Linked DNA regions of Mus musculus: region 1 is linked to region 2. The links are chromatin loops, found by intact Hi-C in ENCODE. Cell type or tissue: left cerebral cortex. All regions are shown on one strand. Each heading gives the region's core, and the rest is flanking DNA. Links, peaks and the distances in the headings are about the cores only. Region 1 holds the start of 1700084D21Rik (RIKEN cDNA 1700084D21 gene). Region 2 holds the start of Gpx8 (glutathione peroxidase 8 (putative)).

The links. Peaks named below come from ENCODE experiments on the same cell type or tissue, not always from the same donor. Only the 100,000 strongest peaks of a DNase experiment are listed, where the experiment ranks them.
Region 1: a loop joins it to region 2, with 5 times the contacts of the local background. A loop is called at or near these places in 12 of 42 quality-filtered maps.

Annotation. Positions count from the first base shown.
Region 1 is chr13:113,134,097-113,145,316 of GRCm38, reverse strand. It overlaps 1700084D21Rik (RIKEN cDNA 1700084D21 gene), which reads right to left and starts at 9,241. Exons shown (of 3, transcript NR_131045.1): 1 at 9,048-9,241; 2 at 8,565-8,670; 3 at 1,305-1,455. In left cerebral cortex, for the core only: a CTCF peak has its summit at 5,514; no DNase peak of the experiment used is centred there.
Region 2 is chr13:113,042,793-113,050,792 of GRCm38, reverse strand. All of the region lies in intron 2 of Cdc20b (cell division cycle 20B), which reads right to left. Gpx8 (glutathione peroxidase 8 (putative)) reads left to right here and starts at 4,405. Exons shown (of 3, transcript NM_027127.2): 1 at 4,405-4,621; 2 at 5,100-5,361; 3 at 7,494-8,000. The coding sequence starts at 4,418. The coding sequence ends at 7,657. In left cerebral cortex, for the core only: CTCF peaks have their summits at 2,934 (motif pointing left) and 4,135 (motif pointing left); DNase peaks (open chromatin) are centred at 2,865, 4,113 and 4,378; H3K4me3 peaks cover 1,399 bases.

The DNA.
Region 1 (11,220 bases), core at 1,428-9,427, 93 kb before region 2:
TTATAACAACGGAATGAACACCACGGTAAGGGCCATTTCTCTTCAGATTGATCACAGCTCCAGCAACAGTGAGTCTGCTTTCCCTGAGAAAGTGCTCACAAAGTTTTACACAATTGCTGGTCACCAACTGAGGTGAGCCAATGCCTGGCCTCCAAAACCGTAAGGAAATAGAATCTTTCCACCATAATTCACCTCTTCAGGGTTGAATACTCTTCCCTCAGCAAGGTGTATTGCTTTGAGCTCCTGGCTATAAATTTCACCAGCTTTGACTTTTTTTTTTTTTTCAGTAAAGCTTCCCTGAAATGCTTCCATCAGCTCTGGAACAGAAGATAACTCCTTGGCTGCAAACGTCTCGAGCTCCACAGGCATACTCCCTTAAGAGACACAGAGGGACCGATGCACCCCACTGCAGTGCCAGGGAAATGTTAGTGATCCCCCCAAAACACAGACAAGAGCCAATCTGATGCAACAGCAAGGTCTTTATTCTATTCAAGCTAGCTTGTCCCCCCACCCCAATGCACCACTGTTACAAAGGACAGTTTTGGGGTGGGGGAGCCCTGAATGTTTATGGGGCAAGGCTTTATAGTAAGCAGCAAGCAGGGAGTATGTATGCAAGAATCTAATTGGCAAGCTCCTGTGTCCTTTAACATAATTGGCTGGTGCTGGGAGTCATATCATAAACTTAACTTCTGTTCCTTCTACATTGGTGGTCGTTAGGCAAGAGATGGGCTTGTAACCTGGGGTGCAGGTTTGTTGAGGGAATGACCTGAAGACACTAGTCTTGTTGAGGGTGTAACCTGGAAACTGCTCTTGATGGGGATTAGCCTAGAGACTGGAGCTAGGCTCAGGTTTTGTTGGGGGGCAACTTGGAAACGAATGCTAGATACCAGCCTGTTAGTCTACCAGAGCTCAAACTTAGGTCAGGTTCTCTAAAATGAAGTCTGGACTTAAAAGATTTGGCATCTCACCACTTTGTGTGCACAGTTCTGTATTCAGCAGTTTTATTCACTCACAGTCAACAGTGGTCAGAAAACATTATATGGAAAATTCCAGAGAAAAGAAAAAAACCACATTCACTTAACTGTTCCTGAAGGATACTGTTACAGAGTTCTACTTTATTATTATTCGTCCTAATCTCTTACTGTGCCTAACTTACAAGTTAGTATTTATCATAAGTACATGTGATGTGTTGTGTCCGGCCAGCAGATCACAGGTCTGGGTTCTAGCCTGGAAAGGCATTTTGGAAACCTGGAAGAGAAGGGCTGGGCTGCGCAAGATAAGGAAGGAACCAAGACAAGCTTTTTGCTCAAGGTTCAATTTTAATGTCAGCAAACACGCTTTATAAAGAAAAGGGGAGGCCCGTCCCTGGCCAAGCAAGTTCCTTAGAAGTAGATAGTTCAGCCTTTTAGCGGGAACTCGCGAAGATCACAGCTCGGTGTTAACTCTGGAAGATTCCTGGAAGAGAACCAGTTTGGCCTCCCTGCAGGTTGGGCCTCAGGCAGGTAGTGGCACATAAAAAAAAAAAAAAAAAAAAAAAAAGAGCAGCACAGCAGGTGACTCCGCTCAAGCGGAGGCAGATGGTCACAGCCAGCCTTGCTAGGCTGGAAACATTTCCCCCCTTTAAATAATATTAAACAAAACTGGACTGAGGCAAAGAGAACAGTACACTCTACACTCTTGGGCTGGGGATAGTGTTGTGATTTGTTCCCTACAGGTAAGTACAGAGATGACTGTCTATAATCAACAATCATGTTCATACCTTGTCAGAAGTAATTTGTCCAAGAATCTTTCAGCCAGAAGAACGAAGACCAAAGTGTGGACACTTTGCCCCTTCTTAGAATTGGGAACAAAACACCCATGGAAGGAGTTACAAAGTTTGGAGCAGAGACAAAAGGATGGACCATCTAGAGACTGCCATATCCAGGGATCCATCACATAATCAGCTTCCAAACGCTGACACCATTGCACACACTAGCAAGATTTTGCTGAAAGGACCCTGATATAGCTGTCTCTTGTGAGACTATGCCGGGGCCTGGCAAACACAGAAGTGGATGCTCATAGTCAGCTATTGGATGGATCACAGGGCCCCCAATGGAGGAGCTAGAGAAAGTACCCAAGGAGCTAAAGGGATCTGCAACCCTATAGGTGGAACAACATTATGAACCAACCAGTACCCCGGAGCTCTTGCCTCTAGCTGCATATGTATCAAAAGATGTCCTAGTCGGCCATCACTGGAAAGAGAGGCCCATTGGACTTGCAAACTTTATATGCCTCAGTACAGGGGAACGCCAGGGCCAAAAAGTGGGAGTGGGTGGGTATGGGAGTTGGGGGGCGGGGGGAGGTTATGGGGAACTTTTGGGATAGCATTGGAAACGTAAATGAGGAAAATACTTAATAAAAATATTTAAAAAGAAAAAAAAAGAAAAGTCAAAAAAAAAAAAAAAAAAAAAAAAAGAATCTTTCAGCCACCTTCCTACAGACACTGCTTAAAGTAACATTTAAGAGTATGAAGCTTGGCAGAATGATCAAGCACAAGAAAACTCAAAATATTTTCCTGCACTTTACAAAGGCACAAATTCAGTTTAGAGACATAATCTAATAACATAAAGAAAAGTCCATTCAAATGCCTATTTTCACATCAGTGTAATTTTAATTTAGACAGGATCTTTTCAGTGTAATATTATTTTATAAATTCCTTACTGTGTGTGGCTCGAGAGATGGCTCTGTGGATAAGGTGCTGGCTACTTCAGCATGAGGACTGAGTTTAGATCCCCAGTACCCAGGCATGGCAGATCTGAGCAAGACATTAATGAATAAGGCAGAAGTGGTCCAGAATTTGTCAACCAATGAGCTTCATGTTCACTGAGAGATTTTGCCTTGACAAAGCAAGGCAGAAGACAATAAAAGAAGATATTTAATATCAACCATTGGCCTCCATCTGCCTGTATCCACATATCTACACGCACACACCACACACACACACACACACACACACACACACACACCACACACATTTCCATACCACAAACAACAGAGTACATATATAGTCATTACACCAACTCTCTTAGATTTGTTCTCTCCTAAAGCAGAAAGGAAAAGTCTTCTCTAAAAGAAGATCCAAAGAAGTACTAAGGGAAAATTCAGAGAGTGTGTTAGGAGAGAGGAGGAAGCCTCATGAAGAGATTATCACTGCAGGAACCTGGGCTCAGACCGAGAGACAATAGAGGGCACCTGGAGTTAATCAGAGAGGGCATAAAGTGACTACAACCTACTGTCAGTCAATAACTAAAGGGTGTTCCGAGAGCTCTTACAACCGGAGCTCAGAAATGAACGAATAAACCAATGGATGAAGAAGATCTTACAGGCAAAGCCTATAAAGCAAGGAGGAACTGTGGCTCATGATATCAGTTACTCAGAGTCCCTGTTCCAGCCATTCCTCCTTCCTCTCGTCCCTTCAGGATGCTGGCATGGAGCACTGTCAAATTCCTGCTTCTAACCTTTGAGCAGGTCAAATACCGCCAACTCTTTTACACTTCCGTTCTCTACACTGCAGTCTCACTTCAATCATGAGAATCTAGATTCTACCTTTTAAGAAGCCCAAGAACTGGCCATGAATCCTCTGACTGTTAACTGGATCTCTGTATCTGCAAGAACGGCAAGGCTAGAACCATGGATTTAGTATCCCTGAACTTACATACGTCTGTACTGCGTGCCATCCAGAGAAGCCTGGGCATGCATCTACTTTATGATTTACTTGGTTCTGTGGTTTGTGTGTTTGGTTGGTTTGAAAACAAAGTCTCGCGCAGCCCAGGCGAACTTTGAATTGGCTATGTAGCAGAAGTTGACCTTGAACTTCTCATCTGTTTTCTTCTGCCTTTCATGTGCTGGGATTGCAAGCCATGCATCACTACTCTTGATTTAATATTTGTTGTTGTTGGTTTTTTTGGGAGGGGTTGTTTTTTCAAGACAGGGTTTCTCTGTGTAGCCCTGGCTGTCCTGGAACTCACTTTGTAGACCAGGCTGGCCTCGAACTCAGAAATCCGCCTGCCTCTGCCTCCCAAGTGCTGGGATTAATATTTGTGATTGTTTGTATATTCTTGGACAAGGGAGTGGCACCATTTGGAGGTGTGGCCTTGTTGGAGTAGGTGTGTCACTATGGGTGTGGCCATAAGACCCTCACCCTAGTTGCCTGGAAGTCAGTCCTCCACTAGCAGCCTTTGGATGAAGACATAGAACTCTCAGCTCTGCCTGTGCCATGCCTGCCTGGATACTGCCATGCTCCCACCTTGATGATAATGGACTGAACCTCTGAACCTGTAAGCCAGCCCCAATCAAATGTTGCTTTTATAAGAGTTGCCTTGGTCATGGTGTCTGTTCACAGCAGTAAAACCCTAAGACATTTTTTTTTCCTTTTTCAATCATTAGTTTATTTATTTTACATCCCCATTATAGCTTCTCCTCCCTCCTCTTCACCCAGTCCTTCCCTCTCTTACCCTTTCTCCCATTCCTCCCCCCCCCCTTTCTCCTCAGAGAAGGCGAGGCTTCCATGGATATTATATATATATAGGAGCTGAAGAGATATCTCAATGGTTAAGAACAATACTGCCCTTGTAGAAGACCAGACCACAACCTCCTATAACTCCAGCTCCAGAAGATCTGGCAAGTTCTCCTGGACCCCATGGACACCTGCAACTCACACACGCACATAATCACACAGATACAGCCAGGCGGTAGTAGCACACACCTTTAATCCCGCACTCGGGAGACAGAGGCAGGCAGATTTCTGAGTTTGAGGCCAGCCTGGTCTACAAAGTGAGTTCCAGGACAGCTAGGGCTACACAGAGAAACCCTGTCTCCAAAAACAAAACAAAACAAAACAAAACAAAAATCACACAGATACACACATAACTAAATATAAAATAAATATTTTTAAAAGGTATTTGAAAATTGGTAGCCACATGTCACATGACCGTGATCTTCGGGAGTGGGAGGTTGAAACTGCCCTACCCCACCCCCCCCACACACAATGGCATGAGCTTAATTAGAAAGTATCCTGGTGGCATCAGGCAAGAAGTGACAACTCCAAGAGCCTAGTTTGGTGGGTCTCTTCTTTGAGCTTTGTTTTCTTATTTCAAAACAAAGAGACTGATCTGGAAGACTCTATTACAGCACTACAAAGTAAGTGTCTCTGAAGAAATAAATGTGTTCTGTGTCTGCGCTGCCCGGTGTGGGAGCCCCACTCACAAGTGACCTCCCAGCAGGGACTGGATCTTTAATTCTCATTGTCCAGTTGTATTTACTCCCGTGAGTAGCAGCTACTACATTGAAAGGATGCAACTTTAAAACATGATTTCTAAATACCCTAAGGCTCTGGCATCCTAACAGTCTACAACTTTATAAATAACCCTACATCAGCCTTATTCCATCTACCAAAATTTATATTCTCACTGTTATAAAACACAGAGAGAGAGTCAAAGGACTGAAATTTGACTTCCTCAAAATAAACAGTAGGTGTCCCCATTACCCAAAATATCAACTATTCAAATTGTGTAAAAATAAAATTTTTTTAAAAAGCCTGTGGCTAAAGGATAAACAGCCTAGCCAGGGCCTAAAGCTTAAGAACTCTCTAAGTCTACATAATTAGCATCACGCAACACTTTTATCCTCCAGAGCAGAGGCCTAACTAAGTATCACCCTGGTCTCTTTGAGCTGCAGCTAGAGCAAACCAAAGAATGAATGACTTATAAGAAACAGAGACTGAATCTGTCTGCTATGTTAAAAAAAAAAAAAAAAAGGAGCCAGGATATGTTTGATAGAGTGTAGTATGGTGAGATGGGATGGGTGCCTCTGTGGGCCAATGCTGAGGCATCCCTTCCCCCTGAGGTACCAGCCATATGAAGGGTTAGGGACACGGGAAGGGGAATTGAGAAGGGAGTAGAGACAGAGAAAGATGTGGGGCAGGAGAAAGAGGCAGAGGGAGAAAGAGGGAGAGGGAGAAAGGAGTCAGAGAGAGAAGAGAATCAGGGAGAGAGAAGTAGCAGAGAGAGCAAGGAGGGGGCAAACAGCCCCTTTTACAGCAAGCCAGGCCTACCTGGCTGTTGCCAGGTAACTGCTGGGTGGGGCTTAGAAAGAATGCTAACAGAAATGGCTGCAGCTCTGAGGATGGCAATGTCAAGGTCAAGGGAGCAGAGTCCCAAGGCACCAAATGATAAGGAGCCAAGGATACCCCTGTGGCAGTCTTGATCTAAGCCCTGCTCTGGTCCATTGACCACAGAGGCAGCCTTGAAGACCTGTAAATAACTTTCAGAGCTCCTTCCCATCACCCATGGCCCCCTCTACCCACGATTATCTCTTTAGCAAAAGGTCCCCCCGCCAACCTTTAGCTCATTCTCCCAAACACAACTTGGCTCAGGTGGGAAACTTTTCAAGTGTTTTACTTTCTTCTTTCCTTTTAGTTAAAAATTATGTCATTCAAGTATTTCTCTCTCATTTTACTGCAAGCAGCCAAGGTATGCTGCACCTCAGACCCTTTGCTGCTTAGATATGTTTATGCCAAATATCCTACTTTGTCACTGTTAAGTTCTGCCTTTGTCAAAGACCTAGGACCTGCTTTCATCCCGTGTGACAACAGGACCTTTACTCTACTTCCTACTTCCTCAGTTCCCTCTGAGGCATTGGCAGAATGATCCTGCCACCCACTTTCCCACTAACATTCTGGTCACAGCCACTGTCATCATCTCTAAGAAGTTTCAGGCTTTTCCTACAGTTCTCTTTTTCTCTGCCCTTACCAGCATCACCCTGTACTGTGGGATCCAGTGATCTAGGCTCCTCTGCCCTGATCCTCTAAATCAGTAGTTCCCAACCTGTGAGTTATTGCCCCTTTGGGGGTCAAACAATCTTTTCAGAGGGGTCACCAAAGACCATCTGTAAATCAGATATTTGCATTACAATTTATAACAGTAGTGAAAATGCAGTTACAAAGTAGCAACAAAAAATAATTTTATGGTTGAGGTCACCACAACATGAGGAACTGTTTTAAAGGGTTGCCCCATTAGGAACTGTATTAAATAAAGGGCTACAGCATTGGAAACTGTATTAAATAAAGGGCTGCAGCATTGGAAACTGTATTAAATAAAGGGCTGCAGCATTGGAAAGGTTGAGAAGCACTGCTCTAAATTCTCCCAGCCTTCTCATCAGTATTCAGTCACAAATTGGCCTCTCCCTATCAGGCATTTGTATAAAAACATTCTGACCTTCAATATCATTTTCTGCCCTGGTTTGTTTTCTGCTGCTGTAATCTCAGAATTCCTGAGGCTTGGAGTCTAAAGCCAAGGGATCCTCATCCGTTGGCCTATCATCCACAGGAGAGGGCAGAAGGAGAAGGGAACACACGCAGGATAGATGAGGGCGAAACTTAACCTTCCTTCGGGAACCCACTCCCAAGAGAAGCAATGGTTACTCTTGTGATAACCAATCCTCCAGTGTGTTCCACTTCTTGATACAATTGCTTCGAGAACTGAGTTTCTCGCACACAAAATTGAGTAAACGTTCAAATCACGGTGTTATCAGATACAATCCTTGAAAAGTAATTACCGGCCATCACTGCAAAGAAAGGCCCATTGGACTTGCAAACTTTATATGCCCCAGTACAGGGGAACCCCAGGGCCAAAAAGGGGGAGTGGGTGGGTAGGGGGTTGGGGGGTGGGTATGGGGGACTTTTGGGATAGCATTGAAAATGTAAACGAGGAAAATACCTAATAAAAAAATAAATAAAAAAAGAAAGAAAGAAAAGTAATTACATGCAATCTATAAAAATTATTATAAAGTGATCAGATGTGCAAAGCAAAAACAGTAATCCAAATCATCTGCCCTTGGGGGCCCCCAAGTAATTAATCTTATCACCTGTAATATGGGTGTGTGGTTTTCAGCTTCAGACATTTGCTGTAGCTAGATTCAATGTATCAAGCTGAAACATCTATGTAGCTTTGACTTCCTGCCCAACAGCTGGGCTTTCAAATGTCTCAGTATAGGACCACAAAGCTACAACTATATTTCAGTATAAATACTCTAAAAAGCCAAATATGCCCAACTATTTCTTTAAGCTCGTTTAGGGAAAAAAATCAGCCATCACAGCTACCTCTTAAAAAGTCTAAATAACAGAATAGACATTTAAAATTAGTAAACTGGATTTCAATTTTTTTCATGTAACTCATTATGATTATTATGGATATGGCCACAATGAATAATATTTCTGGATATAAGTGACAAAACTACATTTTAAGATTGCTTCTGGCAGAAGTTCAATTGAAATATAGACAGCATATCAAAACCGTTGTGGACTATATGTTTTAATAATACAGAATCCATATATATCCATCATCTAGGCCATACCGTCATTTAGTTATCAAATTTTACCAACTCAGGGACTTTTGACAGATAAAAATGCCATATCTTATAAGCTAAATATTATGTTTAGGTGCATAAAAAAATAAAACAAACACATAATTATTTGGGGGTAGAGAAAACACTAAGCTACATGTTTGAGAAATGAAATATTCAGCTACCTTATGGGACTACAGAGGTGTGTCATCTTAGGCTCCAGTTCCTGGTCTCTGGGCACTGAGGAAGGCATGGAAGGAGGGACTTCAGAGTTCTTCTCCTCTATAATCACTGAAAAGCAGGATTCAGTCACCCTAGACTCTACTTATTTGGCGACTCAGACTACACCCACATCAGTCACAATAAAGGAGAAGCCAGTTTTGCATCTGGCAAAGATTGTGATTTGGAAATGATTCCAGGCAGGGTTGGCGTACAGGATGGGTACCACTTGCAAGCTAGGGGAAATACCCACGCTCTCCCTAGACCAAATAGGTAATAGCCATGACCATTCCTCTATTATAAGCCTTGCCACGGCACTATTTGGTTCACATCATCTATTCCACAGCACCTGGGCTGTCTTCTCTGACCTATTTGTGTTTGATTTGTGTTTGGGGTTTTAGTCAGTCCTCATCCCTTCTTGTACTTCAGTGGAGGCAATTTCTCCTAACCTGTTTCCAATTCCTCTATCTCCTGAGCTGAGTGGATTCTCTTCCTTGCAGTTTCCATCAATCCATGGCCTTTTCCATCAGGGCCTGAAGGCTGCTAGCAGAATATTCACTTCCAGGAAGCTAGGATGAGGGTCTTAAGCCCACACCCATCGTAACACACCTACTCCAACAAGGCCACACCTTCTAGTAGTGCCACTCCCTGGGCCGAGCATATATAGACCATCACAATGTGCCTCTGTGGCCTTGACATCAGCCATTTTGTGTAATGATGGAATGAAACCCTGGTTAGAGTGGACTTAGGGGACAGCCAAGGTAGATGGACTGGAGTCAGAGAGGGAAATATTATGAAGGTAAAAAGCTAACATGAAGAAGATGGGTTCAAGGAATTGAGAGGGCAGGGCACTGCACAGGTACTGAGCCACCTAGAAAGAAGGCAGAAATTGTAGTAGAGAAGGAAGACTAACCTAGGGTCTAAAGTTTTCTAGTAATGAGAAAATTCCTTGGAAACACTCAAGAGAATGGAAACACATGGCTCAGCCATTTTCTCCTGAGTACACACTCAAAGGAATGCAAGCAAAGACCTGTGAAGCAATGATAGTAGCCAGGAATTGAGAACAGCCCGACACCTTCAGCAGGTGAATGGGTAAACGGTGGTGCATTATTCAACAATTAGAATACATTCTGATGCAGGCTGCAACAAGAATGGACCTTAAAAATACTATACCAACAGAACAAAGCAGTCAAAAGGATGAGTGGTATTTGATTCGACTCCTTTGAAACATTTAAACAGGCAAACCCATTGACACAGAATAAAGGTCACCAGATGCTGAGCGGAAGGGAGAATAGAAGGGCATTTCTTGCCTTACAGTTCTAGAGTTTCTGATAGGAAGTGATGAGAAAGATTTAGAAAGGTAGCAGTGAGAATTTGAGATGTTATGCCTCTATTTGATACTATTGAAGTCATTAGTAACATGGTTTAAAAGGGCATTTTTATAATCTATCTAGTATTTAAATTAATAATGCAATATACCTAAAATCATCTAATTACACTGTTACATAGATGACATGTATAGCTTATGACCTAAATCTTAATGCAGTGACTACACGAAGCTAGAAATGAGTGACTGTCCCAGAGACAGAGCAGAAGCAGCAGCAAGCGGGTGGTTTAGGTGGTGACATGAAAGGATGTGCTACTGTGTTGTGTGCTGAGAGGCTGGGGAGAGCACTCTGTTACCTAGAAAAACCCACCACACGGTACATTTTGGCCTAGACCACATCTAACTGACCAAACTCTAACCAAATGAATTTGGTGAGAACCCCATCAAAGTCTGTTCTCATGTCAAAGTTCAATCTAAGCCCACAGTTCAGAAAGTCAGTGAATTGCGTGGACCCTTTTTCCACCACCACTTTGTGGGGAAAGCCTGTTCCCACACCATCCTTTACTGACAGAAAAGAACAGTGATGACCTAAACTCTGGCAGAAACACAGGAGCCCATGGCCTTCCACATTCTCCGCTCAGCCCACTCCATCCTGACGACGTGCATCAGATCTTCCATGTCTACTTGGTGGGAACCCATCATCAATAACCAAACTGATTCTAATGCCTCTAATCTATTCCTTTCCTCTCTGTAGTCAGGTATTCTGACCTACACAAAAGTTCCCAACTGATCATGTCTGCAGCTGGGAAGTGTGCAGCCTCTCTTCTAATGTGAGTTTCTACCATCCATTCTAACACATATCCATCCTTCACTCTAGGTTAGAATTGGGTATTCCTACGAAGTGCTGCTCTCTGACCATGTCTAATCTCCCACATTGCCACTGCAGTAGACTGCTGCCCCTTATACTTGAATTATAACAGACACTGGAGGTGTCACTGCCTCTGGTTGGTGCCACAAGAAGTCCCTCTTTACCAAATACAGATCAGTTGCCTGTTGAAAACCCTTAACTGGCTGATAATGATGATTACCGTTATGATCTATGCATTGAGTGCCATAAAGTCACACCATAAGACAGATCTGATGTGGGACGTCTATTGGGAAGGGGGTATACAGAGGCTACCTCTGTGTGAAGGTTGAGGGAAGAAGGTGGGGAGAGGAAGGACTGGCCTTTTTATAAGGGGATGTGGCGCTTGTGCACTGGAATATGTGCGATGCTGGGAATGTGTCCCATCTTG
Region 2 (8,000 bases), core at 1-8,000:
CATGCACAAGATGAACTAAACACCACACAATATATTTGTGTGTTAAAACATTCCTTGATGACCTATATGTGTGTACAATTTAATGTTTTATGTATCAATTTTTAAAGGTTTAAATAAAAATTATCCTGCTCATTTTCTAATAAGAAGTATCTGTTGTTCTCATTGCCCATGCCTACTCCTGGGGCATTCTGAGCCTCCATCCATCCCCTGAGGTCCTTCTGACACGTTTGGAAACACTGCTTTCACGAAGACTTATCTTGACTTTCTGCTCTGCAGACTTTCTGCAACTCCCTACAAGTGGTTTCAGGACACGAGGAATTGATTTCTTGTTTTTCTCTATTCCCAGACTCTTTCCACCTTTATAGGAACTTCTTAGAAAGCTAAAGGTCTCCTGGTGAGCAGAACTCCTTCACCAGACTGCTGGGGCAATCTTGCCTCCTATACTGTCTCTCACCAACGTGGTTTACCTATTACCAAGAAATGGTATGGTGTTCTGCAGATCAAAGGATTCTGGTTATGAAGCTAAAAAGTGTTAAACTCTGTTCTTGTTTGCTGTGTTCACTACTTCTTTAAACTTAGCTGAGTTAACTCCTTCCTATTGTGTGTGTGTGAGACAGAGAAAAAGAGACAGACAGACAGACAGACACACAGACACACAGACTCACAGACAGACAGAGACAGAGAGAGACAGAGAGATTTCTGTAGGGTCGCCCTTGCTGCCTTCTGTTTCCACTCCTGGCATGTCCCCAGAACTCGGTTTGTCCACAGCTGGCTCCTTCACTGGAACTTTAATCACATGTTTTTCGAAGACTGAGGTTGCCAATGAACCATGCCAATCACTTCATCCCGCGTTGACTCGTTAATTTCCCCACCAGCCATCTCAGCAACCCTTCCTCCCACTTAAAAAAACCTTCCTTCACCTGTTAAAAGAAGACTGGTGAGTTTTCTGGGCCATTATCCCTCTGCAAAGACATGTAAGTGTGGCACATGCTATTTCTGAGAAGAGCCTAATGTAGGTAGAATGTATAAATAAGTGACAAATCCCAATATCTGGGAGATGACATCAGATCGTGCACAGGGAAACCCTGCCAAGTCTGTGGTCATCCTGGGCCTGCCTAGAAATGTATACCCCATGCTTTCAGTATTTGACCTTCCCAAACCTTAAGGAGCATTAAATAAACACACTGGCCCTAAGTTTATCCTTGACAAGAAATACGCACTTGCTATTATGATGTGTTAGCACTCGATGTGGTGGCATCCAGCTGTAGTGCCAGCTCTCGGGAGGCTGAGTCAGGAGGACCAGAGGAGACCACAATCTCAAAGCCAGTCTGGACATATGGCAAACTCCCATTTCAAATAATAATAATAAAACCACAGGAAGGTTTGCCCTCACACCTGAAAACCTAAGTTCAGTCCCCAAGACCCACGTGGCAGAAGGACAACACCAACTCCTACAAGCTGTCACCTGACCTCTACAGATGTGCAGTGATGCTCAGATACACATACACAAACATACATACATGCATCCATATACACACACACATACATTCACACACCAAAACATACATAGATGATGATAGATGTAACATTTAACTAAATAGTTTTAAAAGTGTCCATCTACAGCAAACTTTCATATAAGACCAACATGTGCCTCAGACACAAATGATTGCTTACTTATTCAGAATGCTGGCTTGTGCTGAGATTGCTTGCAAGTTTAAACAGCAGAACTCTAGCCTTTTCAAACCCACTCTACTCTGGATCACTTGGTGAATCTCTGTAGGAGAAAACAGGCCAGTGTATTTTCTCAAAACAGTATTACCTTATATACAAAGGCCCTGTCTGAGGAGCGGTGCACCAGCAACCCTCACAGAGGGAACCACTCTAGCTCCCTATCACAAAGGGATGAATCACATGGTTCAAATTTTCAAATTTTAGCAGCTCTTCTATAGGTTAACTGTTTAGAGACCAAGTTCCCCATCCATTTACTTGGATTGCCTGATGAACTGGATAAAGGACTTTATCCACAGAGACAAGGCACACATCCTTCCCGTAAGGCTCTGGGGCTGTGGTATGCATGCATCATGAGGAGATCCTACAAAGAATTAAAGTTCTTGGGGGCTGGAGAGATGGCTCAGCAGTTAAGGGCACTGACTCCTTACCTAGAAGTCTTGAGTTCAATTCCCAGCAACCACAAGGTGACTCACAACCATCTGTAATGGGATCCCATGACCTCTTCTGCTATGACTGAGGACAGCTACAGTGTACTCATAAATAAAATAAATCTTTTTTTTAAAGGGGAGGCTATGAAAATTCTTAGTCCAGAGGTCTTGGGTGGACTAGGTGAAGGTAATGTAAGAGGTTCAAGGGTCCCAGCCCAATGGAGAGTGAGGCCAGAGTGGCTGAGTAACAAAAGAGTAACAAAGGACATGGTGGAAGGCGGGTCCTTTGAACAGGAGGTGGTGGTGGTGGTAGTGGGAAAGGGGGAGGAGGAGGAGGAAGAGGAAGAGGTGGTGGTGATAGTGGTGGTGGTGATGGAAGAGGAGGAGGAGGAAGAGGTGGTGGTGATGGTGGTGGGGGTGGAGGAGGAGGAAGAGGTGGTGGTGATGGTGGTAGTGGAAATGGTAGTGGTTAGTTGGTTGCTTTCTAATTTTTTGTTTTTCTTGTTTTTATTTTTGAGACCGGCTCTCTGTGTGTAACCCTGACTGGAGACAGAACCATGATCCCCCTACCTCAGCTGCCACAGTGCTGGGATTACCAGTACACACTACCATTGAATCCTCTTACCTAACTTCAAGCCTAAACTACCTTTGCTCAACTACACCCAACCCCACACACAACAGAAGCTGGGGACAGGTGCTCAAAAGCACCAGGAGCAAGAGAAAGCCAGCGTCTAGACCTCCTAGAAATGTGCAGTGCCACCAAGTGGATGTCATGTTAGTCCAGAATTTCCTGTGTGGTAAACAGGGCAAATCCTAAGGAGGCTGGGGATATGCAGCCCTCAGCTGCCTCCAGTGTCCACCCCCAGTAACTATGCTCTTCAGAGCAAAGGCCCTGGGTAGTGAGCTATAGCCAAAGAGAAAAGAGATGAAAGATACAGCAGCTAATGAGTGTGTCCGCACAGATGTGGGTTTGCGGATTTCATTTGGGGCTTGTGCTTGAATTCTGCTATTTAAATATTTGAATTCTGCTGCAAGGGTTGTGCTTTAATACAGAGCCCAGGATTTTTTCATCTACAGTTTGGAATCCATGAGTCATTTTCATAGGTCAGAACCATGCTGTCTCAGAAGTGCAATGGTCAGGACTACAGAGTGGGTAAAGAACCATTTCATGAAATTTATCAGTGGGATATATGTGCGTGTGTATGCATGTGGGCATATCTATAGTGTGTATTGTATATATGTGTATGTATATGTATGTGTATGTATATGTATATGAGGGGCTATGTGTGTGAGGGTGCATATGTGGGGGGAATGTGTGTATATATGTGTATGTATGGGGATATGTGTATATGGGTGTATCTGGGTGTGTGCCTATGTATATGTGTGTATACCTGTGTGTATGTGCCTATGTCTGTGCCTGTGTGTTCATATGTATACCTGTGTGTATCTGCATATGTGTGCCTGTGTGTGGATGTCTGTGTGTGTGTATCTGTGTATGTGAGTTGTGTGCCTGTGAATGTGTGCCTCTGTGTGTGTGAGTGTGTGTGTGTGTGTGTGTGTGTGTGCATGTTATGTTGTAAACTATCTCACCAGTGACAAAGACAAAATTGAAGAAGACAATAGCTGCTATGGTTTCTAATAGAGAATGGGTGTTATGCCTTTATGGCTTTCTATTTTTGCTGTCTTCTCCTGGCATCTGGTTGCCTTCACTAGATGACGTCAGAATAAATAGGATGATCTTTTCCAGCCTTCGTTGCTCTATTATAAATATTCTCTATATTCATATAGTACGTCAATAAATACATAAAACCTTTAAGTTCTTTGTGGTCACACGTCATATTAACAGACCACATTAATCTACACTCTAAGCCATTTCTGGGTGTTATTCAGTCCTCCACAGCCAATCTATTGCTCAGTGAACACACGGGATGCTGAGCAGCCCGATGACCACTCATTTCCAAGTTACAAGAGCACCACCTTCTGGTAAAACGTTTTCGTAGAAGGGGGCGTCTTAAGGATCTACTAAAACGATAGAATTCTTCTATCAAAAAAAAAAAAAAAGTTAAAGTGCAGCCACGTTAACAATTTTTTTTTTTTTTTGATTTTCTGACTTCGTTTGATTCTTCTGGGAAGGGTCCTCCTGCTCTTCAGCAGCCGAAGGGTCTGTAACCCCTTCCGGCTCTCCTTAAGCTCGGCGGGTTTCAAGTTTCAGCCCCGCCTTGCATTCCAGCCTGCTGAGACTCCCAGGATCGTCCAAAATGGAGCCTTTCGCTGCCTACCCATTAAAATGTTCCGGGCCCAAAGCAAAGATATTTGCAGTTTTGCTCTCTATGGTTCTGTGCACCGTGATGCTTTTTCTCCTTCAGTTAAAATTCCTGAAGCCGAGAACCAACAGCTTCTACTCCTTTGAAGTAAAGGATGCCAAAGGAAGGACCGTGTCTCTGGAAAAGTTCAAAGGCAAAGTAAGTCTTCCGGCTTTTATTTCTGTTGTTCCTTGGCCCTGACACTTATTCTCAGCATAGAGTGGGGTTCGGCACAGCCATAAGTTGGAATGTAGTCTTCAAAGTAATATCGTTAGTGGTCCTTTTAGTTATCAGAATTCTAAGAGCTTTAAACTTCCACTCCACAAAGCAACTGTTTTTCTCGAAAGCTGTCTTCTCTTTTGTGAGGAAACGATGCTGTATTATCTAGGAGATGCTTTGAGACCCGCTACTAAGAGTGTTCTTTACATAACCTAACTAAAACTTTGTCACAGTCTTCGACCATTCATTTGGGTTATGGTTTTCAATAAAGTTGGATCTGTCTAAAAATATGGAATCTATCAGACTTCGTAGTCTGCCAAAATGGCTTAGGATTTTAGCTGTATGAAGATTTTTTTTTTAATCTTTTGCTTCTCTTTCCGGTGGGTCTTTTTTTTTTCTTTTTTTCTTTTTCCGGGAGGCTTCCCTGGTTGTAAACGTGGCTAGTGACTGCCGCTTCACAGACAAGAGTTACCAGACTCTCAGGGAGCTACACAAGGAGTTCGGGCCCTATCACTTCAACGTCCTGGCTTTTCCGTGCAATCAGTTTGGAGAATCGGAGCCCAAGTCCAGCAAGGAGGTAGAATCTTTTGCGAGACAGAACTACGGAGTCACATTCCCCATCTTCCACAAGATTAAGATTTTAGGGCCGGAAGCAGAACCTGCGTTTAGATTTATTGTTGGTAAATATCTACTCTGCCTCAATGTTGTTCATTCTTCTCATTTCATACATTACATATGAATGATATAGAGAAAGATAAATAGATACTTTTAGGGCTAGAGCTCATATTTCGTTTATTTTACTGGGAAGTTTTCATAAAACTGTCAAGGATCCAGAACCTCGCCCTTTGCCACTTTCTAACTCGATGTTCTGACTTCTGGGATGGTAAAGAATTCTACTTTGATATGTTTTTACTCCTGTGACCATCATGGTGAAGGCCTAATGTGAAGCGTGGCCATGCCTGCTTTCCCAGATACTTCAACTCTCCAGTAATCTAACTGCCCTTTGGGGCAGTCTCCCTGCCTTGTACTAATGCTGCACACTTCAGGGATACCTGATGGCAGCACATCATTAACTGAGTATGTCTTTATGCTTACTTTTATGGTGGCCTCTTTATCTGAGTCATTATCCTCAAGGTTGACCTGTCAGTTTGCCAGGGTTTTGCAGAGATCCAAAGCAAAATAACTTATTTTCAAAACCCAGTCATGTGAGGGTTCCTCTATAATTAAAGTAGCCACGGGAATCTATTTCCACGGCCATCTATTTAAAGCAAGCTAAAGCACTTGTAAGACAATGAACAGGAACCCTGTGGCTTTTATTTCTGGGGTATACAGAAAAGGTAGGACAGGAACTCTTTCTTGAGCAAAGCATCCAAGTAAAATCTAACAAGAACTCTGTCAAACACTATAGCTCTACAGCTCTACAGCTCTTACTGGGAGCGGGGGGGGGGGGGGGGGGGGAAGGGGGGGAGCTTGTGGAACCTAACTCACCTCATATAACCAAAAATGCGACAAACAGTATGTGAGATCTCACTGACCGTAGACAGGAGAGTAAGAACCTAGAGGTAAAGTCTAGATTCCGGAAGAAGGTATCAACTCTGCCTCCACCACTGACCAGCTACAAATCATCAACTTTAGGCCTTCACTTGTCTCCTACACAGAACATTGAGGATAGCAATGCCCACCTCTGGGGGCTGTGAGAACAAGCTGAATGCTGAGCGTGCTTGGCTAGGCACAGAATCGGGACTTAATGATTTTAGTTTTAGTTGATGTATCTTTTTTAAGAGATATTTTTATTTTTATGTATATGAGTGTTTTGCCTGCGTGTATGTCTTTGTACTTGTGTGCCTGGTTTCCAAGGAGGCCAGAAGAGGGTACCCAGTCACCTGAAACTGGAGTCACAGGCAGTTGTGGGCCACCACATGGGTGCTGGGGATCCAACCCAGGTCGTCTGCAAGAGCGGCACTCACTCTTGACCACAGAACTATCTCTCCAACCCCTAGTTAACATCTCTTTTTCTCATATTCATCAATATTAGGGACACAGATCCCGAATTATATAAATGAAAACATTTACATTAAGATTTATCAAAAGACTATTGTTGTTTTTCAGTGGTTATCTCAAGTCCCCTACCATTTTCAGCTATTTCATTCATAGCAATATTTGAAACCTTAGTACATTAAATATGAAAGATCAGTTCATACACTCCTATTACCAAGGACTTTAGAATATTTTATATATTTAAAATGTTAAAAACAGACTGATGTGGTAGCAAACACCTAGAATCCCACTACTAGATAGGTGGAGCCTTGGAGAATTAAGAGTTCAAGGTTAGCTTTGGCTATATAGTGAGTTCAGAGTTAGCCTGAGCTATGTAGTGAATTTGAGGCCAGCCTGGGCTACATGAACATTAAGAACTAAAGATTAAATTTGTTCGGTCTTGCTAGGCCTGGTGGCACTCACCTGTGAGTCCCAGCATTCAAGGGGCTGAGTCGGGAAGAACATAAGTTCAAATGCAGCTTGGGCTACATAGCAGACAAAAAGAGAAAATGTCTTTAGATCAACACATCTAAACTATACAACTTTGTTTCATGTCTCAACTCTAGATCAGGACAGCTACCTATGAAGTCTGATTATTAAAGCTCTGACCTCTGCTCTCTGTGGTGTTTTATTTTGTTCTTCTTGTTATTAATGATATTAGGACAATCCTAATACCTGGTTATAATATTGTCACTTATGCATATGCTAAGAAAACTGAAAATTTATCAACAAAAAATAAAATCACACTCATGGAAATATATTCTGAATGTTTTAGATTCTTCCAAGAAGGAGCCAAGGTGGAATTTTTGGAAGTATCTGGTCAACCCTGAGGGACAAGTCGTGAAGTTCTGGAGGCCAGAAGAACCCCTTGAAGCCATCAGACCTCATGTATCACAAATGATTGGGCAAATTATTCTTAAAAAGAAAGAGGATCTATGAAACCACCGTGGAGTCAGGCCAGTACAACAGGACAGAGGTTTTAGATTCCAAAACATACGGTACAAAAAAGATGTTTAAGGCCATCTTACTATACTACTCAGATGTAATGGCTGTCCCCAAGATAGAAATGTTACCTATAGAGGGAAGAAAGAGGCTTGGAGGCCAACCCATGATGAAGTATATTACTTCTATTGACCAGAAGGAAAAATCTAGAATGTTCAGTCACCAATACCCTTCACTGTTGTCCAACTTAACTTTCTCTAGGATTAACCTTGTGGGAAAAGCACACACCACATGGGACCCGGAACACTGTGAGGGTGCCATTTTTGGAGTAACTAACTCT